Regions from separate parts of the Mus musculus genome. Here all the other regions are linked to region 2. Evidence: chromatin loops called from intact Hi-C (ENCODE). Cell type or tissue: left cerebral cortex. All regions are shown on one strand.

Region 1 (8,000 bases), 53 kb after region 2:
CCCACTTAATCCCAGAAAATGTCCCACCCTGGATCTTTTCCCAGGGACAGGCAAGGTAACCTGCCACCTGCCTTGGCTGCCTGGAATCCAGGGTGACCTAGGAACCCAGGGCAGTAATTGCTCTCCCCAGACTTTGGCCCGGTGGCTCCTCTGCTTCTCATTCTTTACCATAGGCTGAGTCTTTCTGGTGTCTTCCCCTTTTTGCATAAGGTTAGTTACATGTCACTTCTGGTGACATGGATGGCATACATAGTCTGAACAAAATAAAGCTGAGCCAGCACTTCAGAGGGGATGTGGCTCTTCATTATTGTCACCCTTGGGAATGACGGACCAGTCCAACAGTGAGCAAGTGACCTGTGACATTGTCTGTTCTGAGTTCAACTCCACGCTGGTACTCTCAAGTCTAAGCAGTCCCATATGCACTCTGTCCCCAGAGGCCAACCCTTTAGGACCGGGTCCAGGAGTACTGGGCCTGCTGCTGCCATTAGGGTTCCTAGAGTCATCTCACCAAGCTAGCCAGGCGTGGAGATGGAGGTGCCCACTATGTGAGGGATAGAGCCAGCCAGGTTTAGTTAGACCCAGGACTCAGCTCCAAGGAGCTCACCCCCCCAGTACACACTTACGCCGGTTGGTCCAGATGGGATCTGACCATAGTGTCTGGTCCTGCACCAAGCCTGTGGACATGTTGACCAGGACATACTTGAATCTGGAAGAAGATGGAGTAAGGGTGGCTTTCATCTAACCCATGCACCCAGCCACAGGAAACAGGCAGGAGGAGGACCATGGGGAGCACACAGGAAGTCTTCCACGAGACAGCTACTGGGTGAGGTCAGGACAAGAGAAGGATACTGGACTTGACCACATATACCCTGGATCCTTTTCCAGTCTGGTAGCATCTGCTCTGGGAAGCCTTCCTGGTTGGGACTGTTGTTCAGCCTTCCTCTGGGAGCACCTCCTTTTAATTTTATGCCGCTGTAGCACCCCTGCTGAGTGTTAATCCACAGACCCTCCTGGCAGCTGTGGTCCTTGTGGTCACAAAGAGAATTAGAAAACCAGCCCAATAGCTTCCATCACCAGCCCTTGGATCAGGGCTATGTTTTAGGTGTAAGAATCCCCAAACAAGCTAGTCAGAAGAGAAGACCCAGAGAGATAATAAGGTCTGTTGTAGCCCACTTACATCCCAGTTTAGACAGTGGACTGGATAATCTGAGGACCAGTTCATCTACGGCCTGTAGTTTAGTGACCCTTAAAAGTAAAGCCCCTTATGGAGCTGTGGCTATAGTTCAGTGGAAGGGTGCATGTTCAGCATGTGCGAAACCATAGGAGCACATACAGCCTAAACCAGGCAGCACAGGGGGTCAAGCTTAACCTGGGCTATGTGAAAGTCTGTCTCAAAGCAAAAGAGGAGGTGGGGAGGAGAAAGGCAGGGAGGGAAGGAGAGAGGGAGGAAGGAAGGAAAGAGAAAAGGAAGACAGGATGAATTTCAAACTGCTTGCAGAGCAAGGTGCCAAGCTGGCCCTCTCGGGTCTCTGGGTACCTGCTGCAAACCAGGAAGCCCACCCTTCCAGACACCTGATCCCTGAGCTCTGTGAAGTGTGGCTTCCCCCATTTTGTTCCCCATTTTGTCCCTCATCCTCCCACAGCCTCTGACACCCACCTGTACTCAGTGGCCGCTGTCAGGGGTGGGTTGCAGAGGCCCTGGAAGTTGGGGTCCCAAAAACAGGTCCCGTTGTTGCCCACCCTGACTAGGTATGCGTTCAGGATCTCTGAGGCCTGGGTCACATCTCCAACAGCATCCAGGCTGGGCAAGTCACCACAAGGGGTCAGGTCAAAGGCCGCAGCTTTATAGGGGCCTGACCTCCCACCCTGGGTTTGCCGGAAAGTGGTGCTCAGTGGGACGCCAGCGCTGTCCTGTACAGACACATTCCTGGACATGGCTGCAGAGAGGATGCAGGAAGTCAAGACCCTGGCCACTCTAACTCAGCAGCAAGCACTCAGTCACCCATCAAACACCCGAGTCCAGAGCTGTCCAGGTTGGTGGCGGGCACTAGGATGATTGGCGTGTGCTCAGAGGTAACAGTGCAGCTGTCCCAGAAACACCCCACTGTGAGGTACTGGATCCATGTCTCACTCACTGTCTTCTGGTGTCCCTCTAGCTCAACAAACCTCTGCCACTTGTAGCTGTCCTAGATTCTTTTTTTTTTTTTTAAGATTTATTTATTATTATATGTAAGTACACTGTAGCTGTGTTCAGACACCCCAGAAGAGGGCATCAGATCTCATTACCGGTGATTGTGAGCCACCATGTGGTTGCTGGGATTTGAACTCAGGACCTTTAGAAGAGCAGCCAGTGCTCTTAGCCGTTGAGCCATCTCTCCAGCCCGGATTCTTTCCTCTTCGAAATGGGAAGGACTGGGATAATGCTAAGGTGAGTGTGGCTGGACCCATACTGCACATTTTCTCTTTACTTCCTGGGTGACCAAACCACTTGACATCTCTGGCCCCTGGACTTCGGTGAAATAGAAAAATACCTCAGGGTATCCACAGATTGGGCGCATGTAGGCAGTAATAGAGGCCTGCTGACAGGATGGGATGCTGGAGATGTTAATAGGCCATTTATGGGGTGGCTGGTCCCCAAATTCAGGAGCTTACATTATTGTGGTTTGGAAAACAGGGAGCAATCCAGGGAAAAACCCTGAAACAACCCTAGGCTCAAAGGCCTGTGAGATCAGAATGTAGCTGTCCAAACCCCAGAGAGGGGCCCCCACCCCGTCTTCATCCCCTACTCTACCATAATACCCTGCATGCTGCTTGCAGACAGTGGCTCTAAAGTGGGCAAGGCAGCTGGTGCTAGGCTGGTGCTGGGAAACTGGTGTGGCTCCCTCCCACCAGCCTGGTAAAGGGCAGGTCTGGGGCCACAACCACAATGGTGTCAGTGTGTGTGAGAGCAGTGATAAGTGAAGGCATCCTGGACCTTCATAGACATGCAATATCCCACCCCCCACTTTCCCCCTCTTCCCCGTAGACTGTCAAGTGGCGCTTTTGGAGGGAAGCGGGTCCCTTACCTGAGTCGACCATAGCATAGAGGTAAACCTCGTAAGAGCCGCTGAGTGGCTCTGAGCTATCAAACATGCACAGAGGCTTCTCCAAGGCCACGGTGGTGAGGGTAGGGTTGTTGGTGGCAAAGGTCACACTGGCCAGTTGGGGCTGGAGGTTCACAGCTGGGGAAGGCAATGAGGGTAGGAGCTGACCTCTGGGCCCTTGCTGCAGGTCCAGTACTGGGTTTGGTCCTCCCAATGGGTCATCCCATGAACTTTTCTCCTGTTCCCTGTGCCCACCTTGCTGGTCATTCTGGGCAGACACATCCCTACCCCACCTCAGTCAGACAGCTGCTGCCCTCTAGCTGTCTCCATAAGGTCTCTCTGCCTCCACCCCTCACTCTCTTCACTTGAACGGTCTACCCTAACAAGCAAGCCTCATCCGTTTTCCTTTCTCTCAGACCCTTTGTGGCTCCCCCACTGGCTTCCCTCATAGTCTCTGAGGAAAGACAGTGAGGTCCCGAAGTTCACAGCTTTTTCATGTCTACTCTCAGCTTCAACCCCTGCAGGCTTCTCCTCACTATCTGCCCGGGCCATAAGGATCAACAAGCCAATGCCAGGATGGAACATCCCTCCCACTCCAAGAACTTGCCGTTCTACCTCCCCTCAGTTCAGGGGTCACCACAGGACTGGGTGAGTCTGCTCTCTGCAGCCCCTGTGTGGTGTTCCCTAGCAACAACCATCACAGAATTGAGGCCAGCCCAAGGGTGGGCGCTGGGATTCCCATCAGTTTCTATTACTACAGCTGCTAACATCTGTGTCCCTAATGCAGGCGCCTATTCCTGAACCCCCTAAATGAGATTCCTAGTGCCACTCAGTGTCTCCACTCCCCTCAGGCCTCCCTGGACACGCCCTGGAGGTCTTCTCCCCGGCTTACTCCAGCCACACCGCAGGCATCCGAGAGCCAGCAGGGCCCAGAGCAGGAGCATCGCCCGAGATGAGCCTTCGCGATGCACTCTGCCTGAGAACGCGCACCTGCTCCCTGCAGCTCCGCTCACCTGTCACCAGCAAGGGCATGCCCCGCCCCTCTCAAACGGACCAATCCGAAGCCTCCCCTTGAGATATTTGCATACAGTCCGGTCCTGGGCTCCTCCCGCCCAGAGCAACTAAAGCTCTGATCCTTCTCTTGGTCTTCTGCAAAGCTCCTAAGGTGTGCAGAAACTAAGCTGAGGTTTTCACAGTGTTGTCAGAGATAACGCAATCTCTGGAACCTCAATTTCTATACTGCAAAGTAGAGATGCTAATCCCATAAGCATCTTTGGGACCTCAACTTCTATACCGCAAAGACGCTAATTCTCATAAGCATGAGCCCATACTATGTGCCAGATACTGATAAAATTAACAGTCATGGAAAAATGAAGTCCTGGATAGTGACTCTTTCTGTTCACAGGCCGTACAAGACAGAGGCCCAAGGAGGTAAGGAAGGGGCAGGAACCTCCTCCTGAGAGGCAACGGGCAATAGTGATGCTGGGCTGGAGTGCAGCTCAGTGGTAGATGCTTGCTTGGTCCAAGTAAGACCCTGGGTTCCCTCAGCAAAACCAAGGGGGAGGGGCGGAAGAGAAGAAAACCTGCTCCTTTGTGCTGTACCTCTTCAGTTGAGGGCTCCTTCAAGATGAAACTGAACAATACCCAGCCACTGCTCTTTGACATGGATCTCGAATGCAAACATCACTGGTCCTATGAGAAACACACAGACCTAGAAATAGGGATGATGCCCTGGGTATGCTCTGGGTGAAGAGTGGAAGGGTTGTGGGCCCCCAATCAGTGGTGGGAACAACAAACAAGGTTTTCCCATGAAACAAAGTGTCTTGACCCACAGCAGAACACCCTGCTGTTGAGTAAGGGGCATTCCTGTTATGACCAACGCGAATGGGGGAAGGGAATTGTGTGTTCACAGATACTTTGTGGAAAGATGTCAATCTGAATGTTCACGACTTGATTACTGAGAGAGAGAGAGAGAGAGAGGGAGAGAGGGAGAGAGAGAGGGAGGCTATTTTTAGATTGACAGATACTACGGTGCTTCTGCTACTGGGGACCAAAAGAGCTAGCAAAACTGTGCCAACTTTTGATCTCGCTCAAGAAGATGGTGCCTGTGAACATGCTGTCAGGAAGCCCTTAAATGCACCCAAGACTCCATGTCTTGTCACTCCATGTGTCCTGCAACACAAACGCCGCCAACGTATTTCGCCGAAGAAACGACAGGCTAAAGAAAACAAGGGGGAGGCTGCAGACTGCAGAATATGCCAAGAGAACGAAGGAAGCCAAAGGAAAAAAAATGCCAGGAACAGATCGCCAAAAGATGTAGGCTGTCCTCGCTGAGAGCATCTGCTTCTAAGTCTCAGCCCAGTCAAATGTACATCTTTATCAGTAACAGATAAATGATCAGACCATGAGAAAAGAAATGGAAAGGAAAATGATGGGGGTCCTCATCCAAATTAGCCAGTTCCCTCCAATGTCAGGAATCTGTGCGCATCTCCAAATGCATCTGAAATCAATTTTACGTGTAAAACATAGGGATGAACAAACATGGGCAGGGGACCAGTAAATCAGTAAAGTGGGGAATGGATACTATGATCATCTATGTAAAAACTGGATCTGGGTGAATTTGCAACCAGCTGTCTCAGGCTCTTCTCAGAGAAGACCCTAAGAACCCTAAGTCCTGAGATAGAGCCCAGGATTTTCCAGGGAAGTTGTTGGTAGTGGGAGCCGGAGGGCAAGCCTGTGGTATCCAAGCACTGAAGATGCGCTCACTAGAGAATGAGGAAGATTTGGAATGCAGAGAGAACTCTAGGGAGCAGAACAGGACAAGAAAGATGCACTTGCCTTGTAAGCACAGGACCTGAGTTCAAATCCCCAGCACCCATGTGAAAAGCCAGGCACAGTGGCACACCTAGAATCCCAGGGCTGGGAAGGTGGGGACAGAAGGATCCCTAGGATTTTCTGACTGTCTCAAAAAATATGGTAAAAGAGAAGACACTTGTGGTGACCTCTTGCATGCACATGCAAACACACATGTATATGCTTAAAACACACACACACACACACACACACACACACACACACACACACACACAAACAAACAAATAAATAAATAAATAAATAAGCAAAATGATTTTATTTTATTTTTATTTTTTTTGACCACTTAAAGAGCCTTGCTTTACCACTCCTACCCTCCAACACTCACCTCTGCAGAGAACAAAGTTCAAATGCTTACATTCTGAAACCCACTTCCTGGCAAAGATCCCCCTGGCCCCTTGGAGAGGGGTTAATTCCAGCCTGGGAAGGGCAAGGCAGGAGGAGCTAGGCTTTTTGCAATCAATGAAAGAATGCTGAACATATGTCAAAGTAGCCAGTCTAGACCGGCTGGAAGAGGTAGGTGCCCATCGCCTGATCTGGGGAACTTTGAGCACAAAATAAACAAAGGCGGTAAATATTTTACATTTAGCCTGTTTGATAAAATACAAGTCTGTGAGTCAATACTGAGTCTGTACAGAGATGTAGAGATACTGGCTTAATGCAGTGACCTAGCTGTCAGACAGACAGATGGACAGACAGAAAGACAGACAGACAGACTGCGCCTGCCCGCAGAGTTTAACCTAGGGTCTATTTGGCAGGAAACAAACAGACAGATCCAAACCGGGGTTGGGAGTGGGAGTCCTGTCTGCCAAACAACAGACCACGCTGCTTCGAAAGTATCTGTGTCCCCAAAAAACAAAGGACAAAGCAAGACAGGCTGAGAGCCAAGGCTGAGGAAGACTGGGGGCACGTAGCCCCTCCACGCACAGTAAACTTCTGGTTTACTCATCTAAAAACAAGCAGCCGGACCAGGCATCGTGGCACACGCCTGTAGTTCCAGCACGTGGAAGGAGAAAATCAGGAGAAGCTCAAGTTGAAGGCCAGCCTGAGCTGCCTGAGTTTCCAAAGGCTGGGGATGGTAGCTCAGTGGTAGAGCACCTGCCTAGCATGCACTAGGCCTTGTTTCTGTCTCTGGTACCACAGGGATGCACACACAGATGTGCACACAGAGCAATGCATAGTGTACGCTATTATAACCACTGTAACAAGAAAAATTATCAGCATGTGATGCATATTAGAGAGCAATAGTGCATAGAACTTAAATTTCTAGGCTGGTGCAATGGCTCAAGCAGTGGGGAAAGGTGCTTGCTTCAAAGCCTGATAACTCAGAGTCTGATTCCTGGGATCCACATGATGGTAAAACCAGCCTGTGAAACGGGCCTGCCGTGGATAGGTGTGTTTGGTTTGGTTTGGTTTGGTTTTTCCAGACAGGGTTTTTCTCTGTGTTGTCCTGGCTGTCCTAGAACTTGCTTTATAGACAGGCTGGCCTCAAACTCAAAATCCTCTTGCCTCTGCCTCCCAAGTGCTAGAATTAAAGGTATGTGCTATCCTTGCTTGGCCAGATACAGAGATTCTAAATTGAGGCTTGAGTCCTTCACTTTTGACTGTAGGGCTATTAGAACTATGAACCCCAAGAAACTGGAATCCTCTACCACCCCAACCCCTGGGAATCTCATGCTGACAGAAGACAAAGCCTACAGCCTGGGCTGACCAGAGGCGACACTTCTCCCCAGGACAGAAGTTCCTAGCTTGTCAGCCTACCTTATAGAAGTGACAGCAACAGATCAATGGTGTGTGGGACCTTGACCCAGACTACTTATATCTGCATAGCATTAGCCTTTACTTAAACACTAACCTTATTTTAAGACCCCTAAGATGAACCTGGGGCCACTGAATCTGTGTCCTGTTACCCACTGCAGTCATGTTTGATAAATATCAGAGTTTTTTGCCTTAATATGAATTTGGTAGCTTTAAATGCCTTATGAATGGCAGGAGCTTGAATCTGACTTGTTGGGGGCACAGCCTGTGTCCCCAAATCTGGTAATG
Region 2 (8,000 bases):
GAATCAAATGTCAAGGTTAAGGGTGTGGCTAACTGAACTAGCATGCAGGCCCCATACCAGTCAGGTGGTAGGCTTAGGTACAAAGTTTCCCTGTTCACAGCGTCCTCAAATGACAGTTTGAAATACGTTGAGAATAGAGTAATTGTTATTTGCCCTTCTCCAGTTTGAGATATTTAGGACGTGGGTGCAGGCTGAGATCCTTCACTGGGCAAGAATACCCATCTCCCTGTCATTTGAGAATGAGGAGTAATTTTTAGATAAGGAGGGTGTTTTGTTTTGTTTTGGATCAGACTTACATGACCAGAGCTGGTCAGGCCTATACAGCCAGAGGCAGAAGCAGCAGATCTCTAGCAGGTTTTAATTCCCATGCATCCTTGTCCTGTAAGGAGACTAACAAGCATTTTACTCTGGTGGGATGGTGCTCCATCGAGGGGAACTTGTGCTCCAAATAAGGGGACAACTTAAGTCTGGGGACTTCCTGCCATGGGAGTATATTGTAAATTTAACCCATTTTATTCAACCATGCAAATTTTCATGACCAATTTTTATATACCTGATTTTGAATATTACTTTACATTAAGCAAACTTTAAGTTTACTTTAAACTTTTTTGCTTTGCTTGCTTTATACAAGGGAAGCTGGGAAATATAGTGTTTGGCAAGAAACTATCATATTTGATCACTTAAAATTTACTCTGTTATTTTTTTAATTAGGTATTTATTTCATTTACATTTCCAATGCTATCCCAAAAGTCCCCCCGCCCTCCTCCCCCACCCACCCACTCCCACTTCTTGGCCCTGGCGTTCCCCTGTTCTGAGGCATATAAAGTTTGCACGACCAATGGGCCTCTCTTTCCACTGATGTCCAACTAGGCCATCTTCTGATTCATATGCAGCTAGAGACATGAGCTCCAGGGGGTACTCGTTAGTTCATATTGTTGTTCCACCTGTAGGGTTGCAGATCCTTTTAGCTCCTTGGTTACTTTCTCTGTTATTTTTTAAAAGTCACCCAAATATGCACCTTATGCAGTTTTCAAAGTTTTTTCCAGTGAGTTAAACATTGCCTTTGTTGTGTATTAATTAACCCCTTCTAGGAGTCAAGAAGGTTGTGTGGCTACACCTTCCCCTCCTTATTCACTGACTACTGAGTTATGCATTACACCTCCAGGTCATTTGTATTCCATCTCTGTGCCCCATGGTACCTATGCTCATCCTGGGAGGAAGCGTTCTCCTCCCAATGTAAATGTCAGCTTGTATTTCTGACTTCTCTGTGAGTGCTTTTTTATTATTTTTAATGTTTTGCCTACATGTGTACTCATATGTTACACGCATGCTTGATGTCCTCAGAAGCCAGAGTAGGCATCATTTCCCCTGGAGCCAGAGTTAGAGATGGTTATGAGCCGCCTTGTGGATTCTAGAAATCAGACTCAGGTCCTCTGAAGAGCAGCCACTGAGCCATCGATCTAGCCAGCGCCTCTGAGGTTTTTTTAAAGACAAATACTAGTTTTCCTGATTGATGGTTCAGTGTCTAACCAGTTCATCATAGTTAATATCTTTAATGAACAAAGAAACATGATAAATAGATCTTCACATTTTGAGCATGATCATAATCTAAAGAAGTAAAGAATGTTCCAGAGCAGCATGATACAGTATTAAAGCCATGAAAGACACAGCTGGGTAGGGAAATTACAGAGTGCCTGTTTGACTACAGTACCAAACAATGGCTTCCAAAGGGGAGCAAGGAGATGCAGAGGGTAAAGTAGAGTCAGATAGTAGTGTCCTTGCCAGGTGTGGTAGCACAAACCTGTAATCTCAGCATTTGGGAATTTGAGGAAGGAAGATTGCTACAAATGTGATGCCTGTATCTAGGCTACATACTGAATACCAGACCAACCAAGGCTAAAATGCAAGACCCTGTCTCAAGAAACCAACTAACCAACACCACTCCAATCCCGGGGCTATCGAAGAATAGATGATAGTAGTCTTTGGCCAACAAGGTGGTTCAGCAAATAAAGCCACTTGCCACCAACCCGAATTCAATTCCTGGGTCATACATAACAGAAGAAGAGAATCAGTCCCAAAAGTTGTCCTCTTACCTCCACACACATGCTATGGGAGATATGCTCATACACACAAAGAATGGTAAGTCTTGTACTTAGATCTTACCTTTGAGTTTTAAAGGCATGCCAATCAGTGTTCTTCTTTGCTAATGATAGGCTCTACAATCAGATAAGGAGGTGGAGGCCCACCTTACACTCCTTCTACAGCAAGTAGCATCCCAAGAAAACACTCTACTGAAGACTACAGCTCCAAACTTGCGAGCACAGGAGAACTTAAAGACTGTCAGAGACAAGTTTCAAGAATCTGCAGATGGTAAAATTGAGTTTATTGTTGTTAGAAAGAAGATATTCATCTGTGTTTTTATTTCTGTATGTACCAACAACCCCCTTGTATTGTACCTTTCTTTTATTAGCATGCATTTTCTCTGTTGCCATATGGTAATGTGTGCCTTTTACTACTGAAGCACAAATGCCTTCCTTCATGAAGGATGTTCTACTTTACTTAAAAATAGGTTTATTGGGGGTTGAGAATGTAGCTCTGTTGGACAGATACTTACCTAATACATGAAGCCATGGGTTCCATTTCCAAATCCATATAAACTGGGTTTTTGTACCTCTATGATACCAGAACTCTAGAGGTAGAGGCAGGAGCATCAGAAGTTGAGCCACATAGTGAGTTTGAGCCCAGCCTGGCCTCATGAGACTTTGTCTCAACAAAAACAACAAAGTAGTATTAACTATGTTAAAACGTAATCAAGATTTTTTCATACCAGATAATTAAGTATATTAAATACACTGTCAGGATTTGCTAACATTATTTAGATATTAGCTCTGTCAAGAAAAGATTCATGAAGCTTAAAAGTTGTTTTCTCAGAATTTAGTAACAGGTAAAGTATTTTGAATGCAGATATATTCAAGACAACCAAACTCAAAAATAAAGTTCATTTATTTTTTTCTTAGTTTTTGAGGCCAGCAGAAAGGAAGCCAGAATATGTAGGCAAGAGTTTGAACAGGTGAAAAGACGGAGGTACGATGCTTTCAGTCAATGTTTTGAACACATCTCAGTCTCAATTGATCAAATCTACAAGAAGCTCTGCAGGAACAACAGTGCCCAGGTGTGTTTCTCAACCTCTGACACTAGAGGGAGCTTGATGTCAATAATGGTGCTTGTTTTCTGGTGAGAAATAAATGTCCATTGCATAGTCCTTAATAACATAGGTGCAAAGCCAGTGCAGGAAGACTGATCATCTCAAGACATGTGTTATGGAGTCCATTCAACTATGCTGGTGGCAGACAAGTCAGAGCTACTTTGGGCCTATTCTTCCACTTGAAACATGAGTGGGGTTAGATCATTTGAGGTCTACATTTTTTCAAGTGCTGAAATCCTATTGTACTAAATTTACTTAATGAAACTACTGTCTGTATGGTAAGAAATAGTTGTGGTATTGATCAAAATATCAAAGGAGAGTGGAAGAGTAAAGGTGGGATCAAATCCCCATAATATTCATTTGAATGAATCTCTGAGCCCATTTTTTTATCCACCCCTGTTGTATTAGCAATAGCCACAGCAAATACTTGTAGAATTAAATATGGAAAAAATATAGGTCAAGATCTGTGTACCAGCTCAGCTTGGACTCACATTATGACTGAAATGATCCTGAATCTGAATTTTAGATTTTCAGCAAAATATAACATTTTAGTAAAATAAGCATATTAACTCATTGAAAAAAGGATTCATACATAACACCTACAGTATGTGGCCCATAGTAAGTACTCAGTAAATGTCAGAGACATGGACCAACAAGTAAGTTGATGGGAACTTTTCCTAAGTCTGTGGTGTCTGCTGCTGATGAGATTCAACTGGAATTATGGTGGAAAGAGATGGACCGTGGGTAAGTTGAGCATTCTCATTTCCCCTCCACCCAGATAACCTTGATGTCTATGGGTAATGCACAACTAAGTGGATTTACAGGTATTAGTATTTTTCCCATCAAAACTGAGGAAACCTAAGCAAGAGAAAGAATTTTTTCAGTTAAATATGTTGCCACCTAACATATATTGGTTACTCTTCTGATATGGCTAAATAAATGTGTTTTAGGCATTTCTTAGCCCAGAGAACCCTGAAGAACCTTACTTAGATGGAATTAGCTACAACTGTGTGGCTCCAGGCAAACGGTTCATGCCCATGGACAACCTGTCAGGGGGAGAAAAGTGTGTGGCTGCTCTGGCTCTTCTGTTTGCTGTACACAGGTAAGGCCACAGCAAGTTACCATAGTTACCATGTTTGTCTTTTTTACAGAAAGCCTATAATTATTTTTAATATAATATTTAGCAAAGCTATCCTTCCAGTCATAAAATTAAGGTTTGTTTTAAGCATATTATATCAAGTTAGATAATCTACAAGTACAGTCTTTGATAAAATCTGGCAATAGCTAGTAGTTTTCTAGCTTTATACAAGTATGATACTTGGATAATCGACATAAGACATCAAGATTTCCAAAGAATGAACAAAATTTTACATATTATTTTCCTAAGCCATACTCAGAGTTCTGCAGTATAATGAAAGCAAAGTATTTCTTCCTTTGAAAAAAGGAAGTGGGGGCTTGAAATCCTCATTTACACTGATGATGGCTATACTGTTTCCCTTGAATATGAATCAAGAAACAAAAGTTGAAGAAAATTAAGATGAACAACAGATTTCAGCAATCATAGCAGACAGTAGCAGTGTGGGTGCTGGTGTCTTCCCATCACCAGGAACAGAACATAGGAATTTGACTTCTGGTCTCAAGAAAGAAATGGGACAGGCTCCCACAGGAGAGGTACAGAGAAAACCATGATGAGGTAGACACAGGATAAAAGCAGAATGAGATTATCACTAGGTAGCAACCCATCCTTTCACTCTATTAAATAATCACACTTTCAGGCTCTGGAGATTCCTGTGGACCAAACAAAGTGTCTTCCCTAAAAATATTTAATTTTGCCAGTGGTGGTGGTGTGCACCTTTAATCCCAGCATTTGGGAGGCAGAGGCAGACTCTGGGAGTTTGAGGCCTCTGGAACAAAGTGAGTTCCAGGATAGCCAGGGCTCTGACAGAAACCCTGTCTCAAAAAACAAAAACGTCATTTTTGTTGGGGGCTATAGTTCAGCAATAGAGTCCATGTCTCCCATGTATGAGACCTTAGGCTCATTTAAGACACCATTGTGGGAAGATTTCTTTTCATTGGAGGAGATTGTGAAGTACATTTGTAAACAGTTTCCCTAATATAGAGAATATTTGTAAATGACAAATCCCATAAAGAAAAAAAAAAAGGAATGGAGATATGCATGGCCCTGAGGTACTTTCCAACAATAAAAAGATTAGATTAATTAAGAATTATGGGAATAAGTTATATAGATAGCTAAAGCAAGACTGTTCCAGATGAAACAATGAGTAGCAAGTGTAAAAGGCTCTGAGGCCAAGTGTGCTTAGCATGTATGGAATATACTTCATGTGGCAGTGATGGCAGCAGGGTTAGGATGCTGTTCTTTTGTTGTTGTTGTTTTTGTTTGTTTTTTGAGACAGGGTTTCTCTGTGTAGCCCTGGCTGTCCTGGAGCTCACTTTGTAGACCAGGCTGGGCTTGAACTCAGAAAATCCGCCTGCCTCTGCCTCCCAAGTGATGGGATTAAAGGCATAGGATGCTGTTCTAACAAGCAAAGTGAAAAAATAGTGCTGGCTTGGGACAATGTGAGAGCTAGAGGTTACTGACAGACATGTAATGTGTAGGAGTCAGTCATGGCTCCATTGGTTTGGTCTAAATAACCCCTTAATTGCTGCCACTAGCTGCCCACAGGAGAGAACAGTGGGGGAGGGGGTTTGCTGGAGAAATGATGGCTGAATGAATGTTCATGTGAAATCCAGTGTGCAGACATGTAAGAAGAGAGCTCAGAGCTGTCACTCAAGTGGACATAAGCTGGGCATGGTAGCACAAGACTTCTCTCAGAGGTTCTAAAAGGTCTTGATTACCCTAAGTATTGTTGCTCTTTGTCTCTAAGTCTTTCATAAAACAAATATGAAGTTGTTGCTCATGTACATGTTATTCTTTTCTAGTTTTCGGCCTGCTCCATTCTTTGTATTAGATGAAGTAGATGCAGCCCTGGACAATACTAACATTGGCAAAGTAAGTTTCTTATTGAATTCAACCCCCCCACTCCTTCTGGTTTTTCAAGACAGCGTTTCTCTGCATAGCCCTGGCTGTCCTGGACTGTCTCGCTCTGTAGGCCAGGCTGGCCTCAGATCAGAGATCTGCTTGCTCTGCCTCCCAAGCACTCTGAATTAAAGCACTCTGTGGTCGACCACCACCCAGCTTCTGCTTTCAATGTCTAATAGAATGTTTATGTTCTAGTTTTATTTTATTGCTGTGACAAAACCATGGCCAAAAGCAATTTAGGGAGAAAGTTAGACTTTTTTATACTTTTGTCACAGTCTATCACTGAGGAAAGACAGGAAAAACAAGCAGAAGCCTGAAGAAAAACCATGGAGGCAAGAGCAACAGTACTTAGGGTAATCAGACCTTTTAGAACCTGAGAGAAGTCTTGTGCCACCATGCCTAACTCATGCACACTTGAGCAACAGCTCTGAGCTCTCTTCTCACATGTCTGCATTCATCCATTTGATGGCTTACTTGTCAAACAAAACAAAATGCCAAAATAAACCACTCAGAACTTGAGTAGAGGAGAACTGAGACTCAGATTTTGTCTAGTAAGATGGTCCTTACCAAGTCCCTGAGGTTGGTCTGGGTTAGAACACAACTGCTGTGTTCTCAAGATCACTGAGCTTCTGGAGTGCCACACAGTGAGTGAATGAGACAAGTTAGAAAGCCACACTCGCAGAAGGGACTCGGGTGTTAGAGACCATGCTAGTAGCCGTGATGCAGGATCAATGATAGAAATAGTGAAGTAGGAACAGGAGAGAAGAGGATTTGATGGTCTGGATATAAAATGTCCCCACATAAAGGCTGTGGCACTGAAGGATTTTCTTCAATTGAGCTTTCTAAAGGAAACTTTGAGAGGGTAGGGCCTTAGTGGGAGGATGTTAAGTGATTCTAGGCATTGCCTCAAGGATACTGGATGTTCAGACTCTTTGCTTCTCTAGAATTACATCACCATACCTCATCATTTTGCTTCCTTGGAATTGAGCTTCCTGAAGGAGCTAGAATTCTTTTTTTTTTTTTTTTTTTTTTTTTTTCTTTTTTCGAGACAGGGTTTCTCTGTATAGCGCTGGCTGTCCTGGAACTCACTTTGTAGACCAGGCTGGCCTTGAACTCAGAAATCCACCTGCCTCTGCCTCCCAAGTGCTGGGATTAAAGGCGTGCACCACCACGCCCGACTGGGGGTAGAATTCTTTATCCAAAACTTGATTGTAAAATCATATACACTTGCCGCAGTTACCCAATCTTTAAAAGCCTTGAGTTATCAACTCAAATGTGATTTTTAAAACTAAAAACAAAGAAAGAGAATCATTGTTCCCAGAGCCCAAAGGAGGCCTTGCCTTGCTGGTGAAAGGTATGCTTTTTATTTTCTCCCAGGTCTCAAGTTACATCAAAGAGCAGAGTCAGGAACAGTTTCAGATGATAATCATTTCCCTGAAAGAGGAGTTCTACTCCAAAGCTGATGCACTGATAGGCGTCTACCCAGAGGTAAGAGGGGCAGGGCAAGGACAGGCCCCATAAACTCCTCCGACCCTGCCAGCCTTGGGACTTCCTAATACAATCCAGGAGTTTGTAGACATTCTTGGGTTCCTACAGTGGGTAAATATAACCAAATGATTTTTAAATGAGTAAAATTTATGAGTAATTACTCAGATACTCTCTTTGACAGAAAGAAATTTAAGACATACTTAGGTGAAAGAAGGAAATGCAAACTAAAGGCATGGCCCAGCAGATGGCTCAGCAGGTTGGGGCACT
Region 3 (8,000 bases), 68 kb after region 2:
TAGCACTGGGGAGGCAGAGGCAGGTGGATGTCTGCGAGTTCGAGGCCAGTCTGGTCTACATAGTGAGTGCTAGGATCACCAGAGTCAAATAGAGAGATCCCTGTCTCAAATTTTGTTTTACATGAACCGATACTTTGCATATGGGTGCATGTATGTATGCAGACCATATGTGTGTGTCTTGTGCCCATGGAAGAAAAAGAAAAGCCCATCAGATACCCTGGAACTGGAGTTATGAATGATTATAAGCCACTGTGTGAGTGTAGGAAATTGAACCCATGTTCGCAGCAAGAGCAACTGATCCTCTCAACTTTTGAGCCCTCTCTCCAGCCCCTCAAAGAATAATTTTAGAAAACAAAACAAAACAAAACAAAAAGGTCACCGAACTAGTGTGTGGGAAGTGCTCATTCTGTGTGCTGGGAATACTGTTATTCACACAGTCCTGGAAGTGACCAAGCCCTCAGGACACGCTTACTGGAGGAGTCCTTTATCGTATCACATAATTATACAAATGTGTGTAAAACCCTAACAGGAGAGGAATAGGCCCACAGGATATCATCTGGGCTTATCACCTTCAGTGGCACGGCAGATCCTGAGGGTAGTCTGACTCGGCCTGTGTAGATAGCACAATGGCCCCTGTTTCAGCTCTGGGGTGTTTTCAGTTTGGAGCCTTTTTATGGAGTGCGTCCTGTCAGCACCAGAACATCTGGTATCCTGTCACCCAGAGGTGAGACCAGCCAGTCATGAAGGTTGGCCCTGAGCTGCTGCTGCTGCTGCTGCTGCTGCAGCATCTGGAGCCACTTCAGGCCTCGTGTCCAGGCACCAAACGTTCCAGCCTTGGGACAACTACAAAAAGTTAGAATTGGTGACATGACATTCCTGCTTGGGGGTGGGGGTGGGGGAACCTGTGACAGGGCTCTAGTGGATGGAAGGTCCAGGGTGGAAGGCAAAAGAGGGCAGCCCAGAACTCTATTTTCAGTATTCATCTTAAATGACTCATTAATTGTGTGCATATATGTGGATACACACACAGCACAGCTCAAGCGCGTTGGCAAGTAGGCAACCTCTGAAAGTCAACTCTCACCCTCCACGTGTGGGTCCCAGGGACTGAATTTCAATCATCAGGTTTGGCCACAGTCACCTTTAGCTGCAAAGCCATCTCATTCACCCTAGACCAGAAACTCCTCAGAGACCCTTCCAAGAAATGTGGTTACAAAAGGACACAGGGAAGAGAGAGCAGAGAAGCTGGGGGCTGGGATGGGGATTTGGGGGTGGGCGTGGCTCTCATGGGAGATAGGTGATGGAGGTCAAGTCAAAGAAAAGAAAAATTTTGACTGGGCAGTGGTAGTACTAGTACACACCTTTAATTCTAGCATTTGGGAGGCAGAGGCAAAATCTCTGAGTTCAAGGTCAGCCTGGCCTACAGAGGGAGTTCCAAAACAGTCAGGGCTAGGCAGAGCCATTCTGTCTTGGGGGAAGAAAGAAAGAAAGAAAGAAAGAAAGAAAGAAAGAGAGAGAGGGAGGGAGGGAGGGAGGGAGGGAGGGAGGGAGGGAGGGAGGGAGGGAAGAAGGAAGGAGGGAGGGAGGGAGGGAGGGAAGGAGGGAGGGAGGGAGGGGAGGAAGGAAGATTGATTGGTTTTGAAAGGCTGAACAAAAGCCCCCCCAGCCCTCATATCCTCCAGAATTTGGGGTGCACAGAAAGGGCTTTGCAGGTGCAGAGGGGTTCAGCTCCCCAGAGATGGGCTTGCTCCATCCAGACCTGGATCTCCCCCAGAAGCTGCTCAAGAAATCAGCTCCATCAGGGCCCAGCTTTCATCCTCTCAGCAGATCTGCCTTCTGCCCTGCAGAGGGGAGAAGATCAAATTGTGTTCTTTTAAGCCACCAACAGTATAATGTTTGTTACAGTAGCTAGTGGGAAACAGAAACAAACAGAAACAGAAATCAAACACCTGCAAAGGGCAGTCCTTAGCTCTGGGTAACCCAGCTTTGAGAACCCTTTTCTTTTTTTCTTAATTTCTACACTTTCTAATTTTTCTATAAAAACTCTGTATTGAGTTACCTTTTTTATTTTTATTTATTTTTTTTAGACAGGGTCTTACTGTGTAGTCTTGACCTAGAACTTAATATATAGACCAGGCTGGACACAAATTCAAAGGTCACCTCCCTCTGCTTCCTGGGTGCTGAAATTAAAGTCGTATTCCACCACACCTGGTCCTAATTTCTTTGTTGTTTTTGACCTGCTGGTGGGGTGGTGATCCAAGGCTATACACAGTCTACCTCCCAACTTCATCCCCCATCCTCTTCTTACTTTTTTTCTTTTCTTTCCAGACAGCCTTTCTCTGTGTATCCCTGGCTGTCCTGGAACTCACTCTGTAGACCAGGCTAGCCTTGAACTCATAGAAATCATCCTGCCTCTGCTTCTGGAGTGCGGGGATTAAAAGTGTGTCCCACCACTGCCTGCCTTCTCTTCTTACTTTTTCTTTTAAGACAGGGTCTCACTAAGTTGCCTAGGCTATCCCTGAGCTAAGCCTGACACTTCTACCCTGCCTCTTCAGCTCCCTCAGCAGCTGAATTATAAGTGCATGGTACATATCTACCTGTCCTGTCCACATATGGTATATGGTATACTTGGGACAGAAGGGGACACTCAAAACCAAAGGTTCCTGTCATCTGTGCCACACCAGGGCACTGATCTGAACACCCTACCCTCATGCCCTTCTCTGACCTTAGTGATTTTCCCAGGGGTCCCATGCCCAATAACAGTCACACTGTTGCTAGGGCTTCAACTCATGAATTTGGGGTTGCTCATACTGTCAAAATTTGGGGGCTACAAAGATGACTAAGAGGTTAAGATAGCGAATGGCTCTTACAGAGGATCCAAGCTTAGTTCACAGTATCTTAGTCTGGTGGTTCACAGTTGCCAGTAACTCCATCTTCAAGGTAATCTGATGCCTCCACAGAAGGTTGTACTTGGTGTACATACCCACTCATGTGTGTGTGTGTGTGTGTGTGTGTGTGTGTGTGTATCTGCATGTCTATGTGTATGTATCTCTGTGTGTATGTATGTCTCTGTGTGTATATCCTTGTGTTTGTGTGTTTGTATGTCTGTCTGTGTTTATATTTGTATATGTGTGTCTGTGTGTATGTATCTGTGGTATGTGTGTCTCTGTGTGTGTCTCTCTATGTGTATATGTTTCTGTGTGTATCTCTCTGTGTGTATATGTCCACATGTCTCTGTGTGTGTATCTCTGTGTATATATATATATATATATATATATCTGTGTATGTCTCTCTTTGTGTCTGATTGTGTGTCTCTATGTGTGTGTGGCTGTGTGTATGTCTGAGTGTCTGTGTGTATATATTTGTATATATGCGTCTGAGTGTATGTGTCTGTCTGTCTCTCTCTCTGTGGTGTGTGTGTGTGTGTGTGTGTGTGTGTGTGCGCGCGTGCCTTTCAGAATTTGGGCAGTCTGGGAAGAAGCAGCCATAATGACTCTAAGACTACAGGAAATTAAGCCCGAGCCCCAGGCCTCCTGCCTATTACTTTATGGTCATCTCCTACATCCTCATGAAAGGACCTGAACTCTGACCCCCCTGGGCAAAGTCCTCTCTAGAGAACAGACCCTCCCCATACCCCATGTGCTGTCACTCTAGGAAAAGGTAAGGACAGCCTAGGGCATTCCTAAGCCTAGTTCTCAGAGTTCACGGCCATCCCAGGTCCAAGCCAGCTTTATCCTTTCTCTCCCAGCTCCCTGGACATCTGGTGGTGGCTTTTTAGCCCAAGAGCAAAACTAATCATTAACCTTTACCTGGGAATCCTCGGGGTAGCCCTGGCACACGTAGGTTTTGACCATTTCCTCCTGACATACAGCTATGGAGAGCAGAAGCTAGCATTTGAATCCAGACAGTCTCAGTCCTGTCTTGGCATGATCTGCACTGTGCTCATGTGAGCCAGGGGCCAGCACCTGGGCCAGCCACAGACCCAGGGCTGAATGTTCTAGCACATTCAAATCCAACCACGAGAGAGACATTGCTTCAGGGATGACAGAATGTCTTCCAGACTATGTGTTATAGGTGTCCACTTTTAAGCGGAGCCTTGTAACTACTCCCAAATGCAGGACCTGTTTCTCGAATGAACCTTCCATGCCAGCAAGCAGAGGCTCAGAAGGACCAGGACCATCTGGAAATAGTCTAAGCAAGGCCAAGGTGGACACCAAGGTCATTTTCAGGGCAAGCCTAGAAGCCTCTTTTTCCGGGCTCAGAAGGACTAGTCAGCCCTAAGGGAGCATGATTAAGTAAGAGTTCTCAGGCAGGGTTCCTCCACCTAAGATACCAGACTGTTGCAAAAGGCTCCAGCCCTCAAAGGTATCCCCTGAGGATCATTCCGGGATGGTGAGTGATGCAGCCTTACTTCCAGCCTGTGAATGTGACTGTCCCTTAGAAGATGTCAATGAGTAACTGCGCAGACAAGGCTGACTAAACAAGGCCCGTCCCAGGCCAGGAAGACTCCCTGGAGGCGGAATTCCTCAAAGAAAATCCGTGCTCCCGACTTGGGAATTGACAAGGGAATTACTTACGTTAAGGCGGGATGAGAAGCGCAGGGTGCAGGAGGCTTGCTAGGAAGTGCCTTCTAGGCCCGGCGAGTTCGTTCCTGCGTCCCGCACCCAGCGCTGGTGTCAAGTGCCCCCTGGCGGCACTTGTGGGAGCCGCGGACAGGGAGCGCGTGTCTGTGTGCACCTGGGTGGTTGGGGCCAAATTGTATCAGAGCCTTTTTTGGTTTGGATTTCGTTCTTCCTTTCTTTTGAAAGAACTTTGGGATATAAAGAAGCAGTTTATCATTGCCTTAAGTTTCTTTCTTGCTGTGTTAAAATGCCCTGACATAAGCAACTGAGGGAAGAAAGAAGGGAGGGAGGGAGGAGGGTTTATTTGGGATCACACAGTACAAGGTACAAGCCGGTTACAGCTGGGAGATCACGGCAGCAGGAGCTTGAAGCAGCTGGTTTCCACAGTCAGAGGAAAGCAATGAAAATGTGCACGCTAGCGTTGGGCTCCCCAGCTCCATTTTATATAGCTCAGGATCCTCTATCCAGAGAACTTAGCAACTTAGCAACAAGATGACACCCCCACGCACGCCCAGCTGCTCATTTCCCAGGCGGTTCTAGATTCTGTTAAGCTGACAATTTACACTCACAAACTTATCATTTGTTTTCTAGTTTTTGTTTTGTTTTGTTTTGTTTGTTTTGGGACAGAGCTCTATTATGTAGCCCTGGCTATCTTTGTACTAGCTATGTAGCCCTGGCTGTCCTGGAACTCACTCTGTAGACCAGGCTGGCCTCGAACTCAGAAATCCTCCTGCCTCTGCCTCCCAAGTGCTGGGATTAAAGGTGTGCACCACCATTGCCCAGCATCAACCTTAATTTTAATTTGGGTCTGGAGAAACGACTCATGGGTAAAGCGCTTCCTGTGCAGGAAGCCTGAGAACGCAAGAACACAGAGTTAGAATGCTCAGCACAACCCCCGCCCCCGCCCGATGATGATGATGCCCCTGCCGTCACATCCGTTGGCTCTACAACCAGGCTACCATCGCTAACCTGGATCTAGAACAGCTGAACTTGGACACTTCTTAACCACTGGCCTCTAGATTGTTGCAAGTCAGCCTTTCTGACCCAGGTTAAATAAAAAAAAATAGTTTTAAGAAAAAAACCGAAGTCCTGGAACTAGAGAGATGGCACGGAAGTTAAAAGCATGCACTGCTCTTGCAGGGGACCTCAGTTTGGTTCCTAGCACCCATGCCAGGTGGCTCACACCCATCTCCAGCTCCAGGGGCTCTAAGACCTCTGGTTTCCTTGGCACGTGCACTCATGCGCACCTACACTCAAACAGACACACACAGAGAAACATCATTTAAAATTATGCAAATAAATCTTTTTAAAAAGTTCAGTGGGTAGAAGCATTTTCTGTTGAAGCATGACATTCTAAGTTCAAATCCCTGGGACCCACTTAAAAACCCAGACACGGCCACTCCAACCTGTAACCCCAGGGCTGGAGAGACAAAAGGATTGCCGAGTTTTACTGGCTGCCAACACTGCTCCAGGTTCAGAGGGAGACCTCGTCTCATGAGAATAAGCTGGGTAGTAATGCGGCAGGACACCTGGCGTCCCCTTCCGGTCTCTGTCCACAGCTCACAGATATGCAAATGCACCCTTGGACAAGTGTGCAGATCTAAAGACAATGTGTGGAGTTGGTTCTGTCGTTTTAACATGAAGGCCCCTAGGGTTGAATTTGGGTTATCAGACAGTAGCAAGTGCTTTAATCCACTGAGCTACCTTGCCAGCTCCTAAATTCTTTAATTATTGATTAGCCACCTAATCCATGTGTTTTGTTATAGCTGCCAGAAGCTATAACAGCCTTAAACTGGCAACTAACTTACATTTTCTCTTTTTTAAAAGATTTATTTATTAATTTTATTTATGTGAGTACACTGTAGCTGTCTTCAGATACACCAGAAAAGGGCATCAGATCCTATTACAGATGGTTGTGAGCCACCATGTGGTTGCTGGGATTTGAACTCAGGACCTCTGGAAGAGCAGCCCGTGCTCTTACATTTCCACATTGTACACAGTTTTAGGTATAATTGACATATAATGAACTATACAAGTTTCTGAGTTTTATTTTACATTTTATTTTATTTTGTTTTTTATTTATTTACTTTTTGGTTTCTTGAGACAGGGCTTCTCTGTGTAGCCCTGGCTGTCCTGGAACTTGCTCTGTAGACGAGGCCTGCCTTGAACTCAGAGATCTGCCCACCTATACCTCCTGAATACTGAGATTAAAGGCATGCACCTGGTGTATAATTTGCTGAGTTTTAATAGAAATGTATACATATATATTATATATATATCCCATGAACCCATAATATATATACATATCCCATGAACCCATTATATATATATATGTGTGTGTGTGTGTGTGTGTATCCCATAAACAGCAAAGTTAATCACTCCACTCTAAAAGCTTTCTCCTGTCCCTTTGTAATCTAGTTCCATCTTTATCTGTCTGTCTCTCTTTTCTCTCTCTCTCTTTCTGTGTGTCTATCTGTGTGTCTGTGTGTTATGTTTGAGCTCACTGTGTAACTCTGGCTAGTCTCAAACTCATGGCAACCCTCCTGCCTCAGACTCTGAGATCTGGGATTACAGGCATAAGCCACAATGCTGGACTTCTGTTCCTCTTCATCTCCCCCTCCATTGTCCCACCTCATCCCTGTCCTTCCAACTCCAGGTCTGCTTCTGTCCCTATAGGTTAGGTTGCATTTCCCATAACTACATGTAAATAGAACTGTACAGCAGGCTCTCATTCAGCTGGGGTCTGGCTTCTTTCCCTCAGTGTAATAGTTTGGAGAGTCATCCTTTTCGTTACGTGATATCAATCATTACATGATATTAATGGTTTGTTCTTTCTTATGGCTGAGTCGGATTGCACTGTAAGGTGACACATTTGCAGCTGGTTGACCCATTTGCCTATCAAAGGAGGGACACTTTCTCCTTTAGCGGTTACAAGTGACACTACCTGTGCCTGAAACATAGGCCAGGTTAGTATCGTGCAACTTTAATCCTAGCACTGGGGAGGCAGAGGCAGGCAGCTAGCTCTCTGTGTGTTTGAGGCCAGGCTGGTCTACACAGTGACTTCCAAGACAGCCAGGATTACACAGACAGACCCTGTCTCAAAAACACAAAACACAAAACAATAACAAGAACAAAGAAACCCCAAGTTGTTTTCCAAGTGCCTGCGCACTTACATCCCACTTGCCGTGGGCAAGAATCCCAGTTTGGCCCTGTGCTTTCCCGCTATGGCTGGGACCGGTGTTTTGAAGGCTTGGCTCCTATTGCAGCAGTGTCCACAAATGACCTTTGGGGAGGTGACTGGATCAGAAGGGCTCTGATCTCTCCCATAGGTGGATCCACTGACAGGGCCAATATTTGACAGGCTGCTGTGAGGTAATACTA

The links. Hi-C counts contacts between places; a loop is a spot of excess contacts. Peaks named below come from ENCODE experiments on the same cell type or tissue, not always from the same donor. Only the 100,000 strongest peaks of a DNase experiment are listed, where the experiment ranks them.
Region 1: a loop joins it to region 2, with 2.6 times the contacts of the local background. A loop is called at or near these places in 18 of 42 quality-filtered maps.
Region 3: it touches region 2 in a loop (7-fold over the local background); 30 of 42 quality-filtered maps call a loop at or near these places.

Annotation. Positions count from the first base shown.
Region 1 is chr15:85,013,247-85,021,246 of GRCm38, reverse strand. Upk3a (uroplakin 3A) reads right to left here and starts at 4,106. Exons shown (of 6, transcript NM_023478.2): 1 at 3,976-4,106; 2 at 3,066-3,221; 3 at 1,658-1,937; 4 at 624-706. The coding sequence starts at 4,027. Gm52194 (a long non-coding RNA gene) reads left to right here and starts at 2,311. Exons shown (of 3, transcript XR_003951558.1): 1 at 2,311-2,428; 2 at 3,593-3,731; 3 at 3,935-4,103. In left cerebral cortex, a CTCF peak has its summit at 3,412; a DNase peak (open chromatin) is centred at 5,306.
Region 2 is chr15:85,065,952-85,073,951 of GRCm38, reverse strand. Smc1b (structural maintenance of chromosomes 1B) reads left to right here. Exons shown (of 25, transcript NM_080470.1): 20 at 2,214-2,370; 21 at 3,018-3,172; 22 at 4,156-4,307; 23 at 6,146-6,215; 24 at 7,623-7,733. It also overlaps a transcript of Fam118a not described here. Among named protein-coding and RNA genes, the nearest start is that of Fam118a, 33 kb to the right of the region's middle. In left cerebral cortex, a CTCF peak has its summit at 3,184 (motif pointing right); a DNase peak (open chromatin) is centred at 3,189.
Region 3 is chr15:84,998,214-85,006,213 of GRCm38, reverse strand. Gm39558 (a long non-coding RNA gene) reads right to left here. Exons shown (of 4, transcript XR_875533.1): 4 at 1,607-1,838. Among named protein-coding and RNA genes, the nearest start is that of Gm39558, 14 kb to the right of the region's middle. In left cerebral cortex, a CTCF peak has its summit at 4,687 (motif pointing left); DNase peaks (open chromatin) are centred at 4,676 and 5,077; H3K27ac peaks cover 748 bases.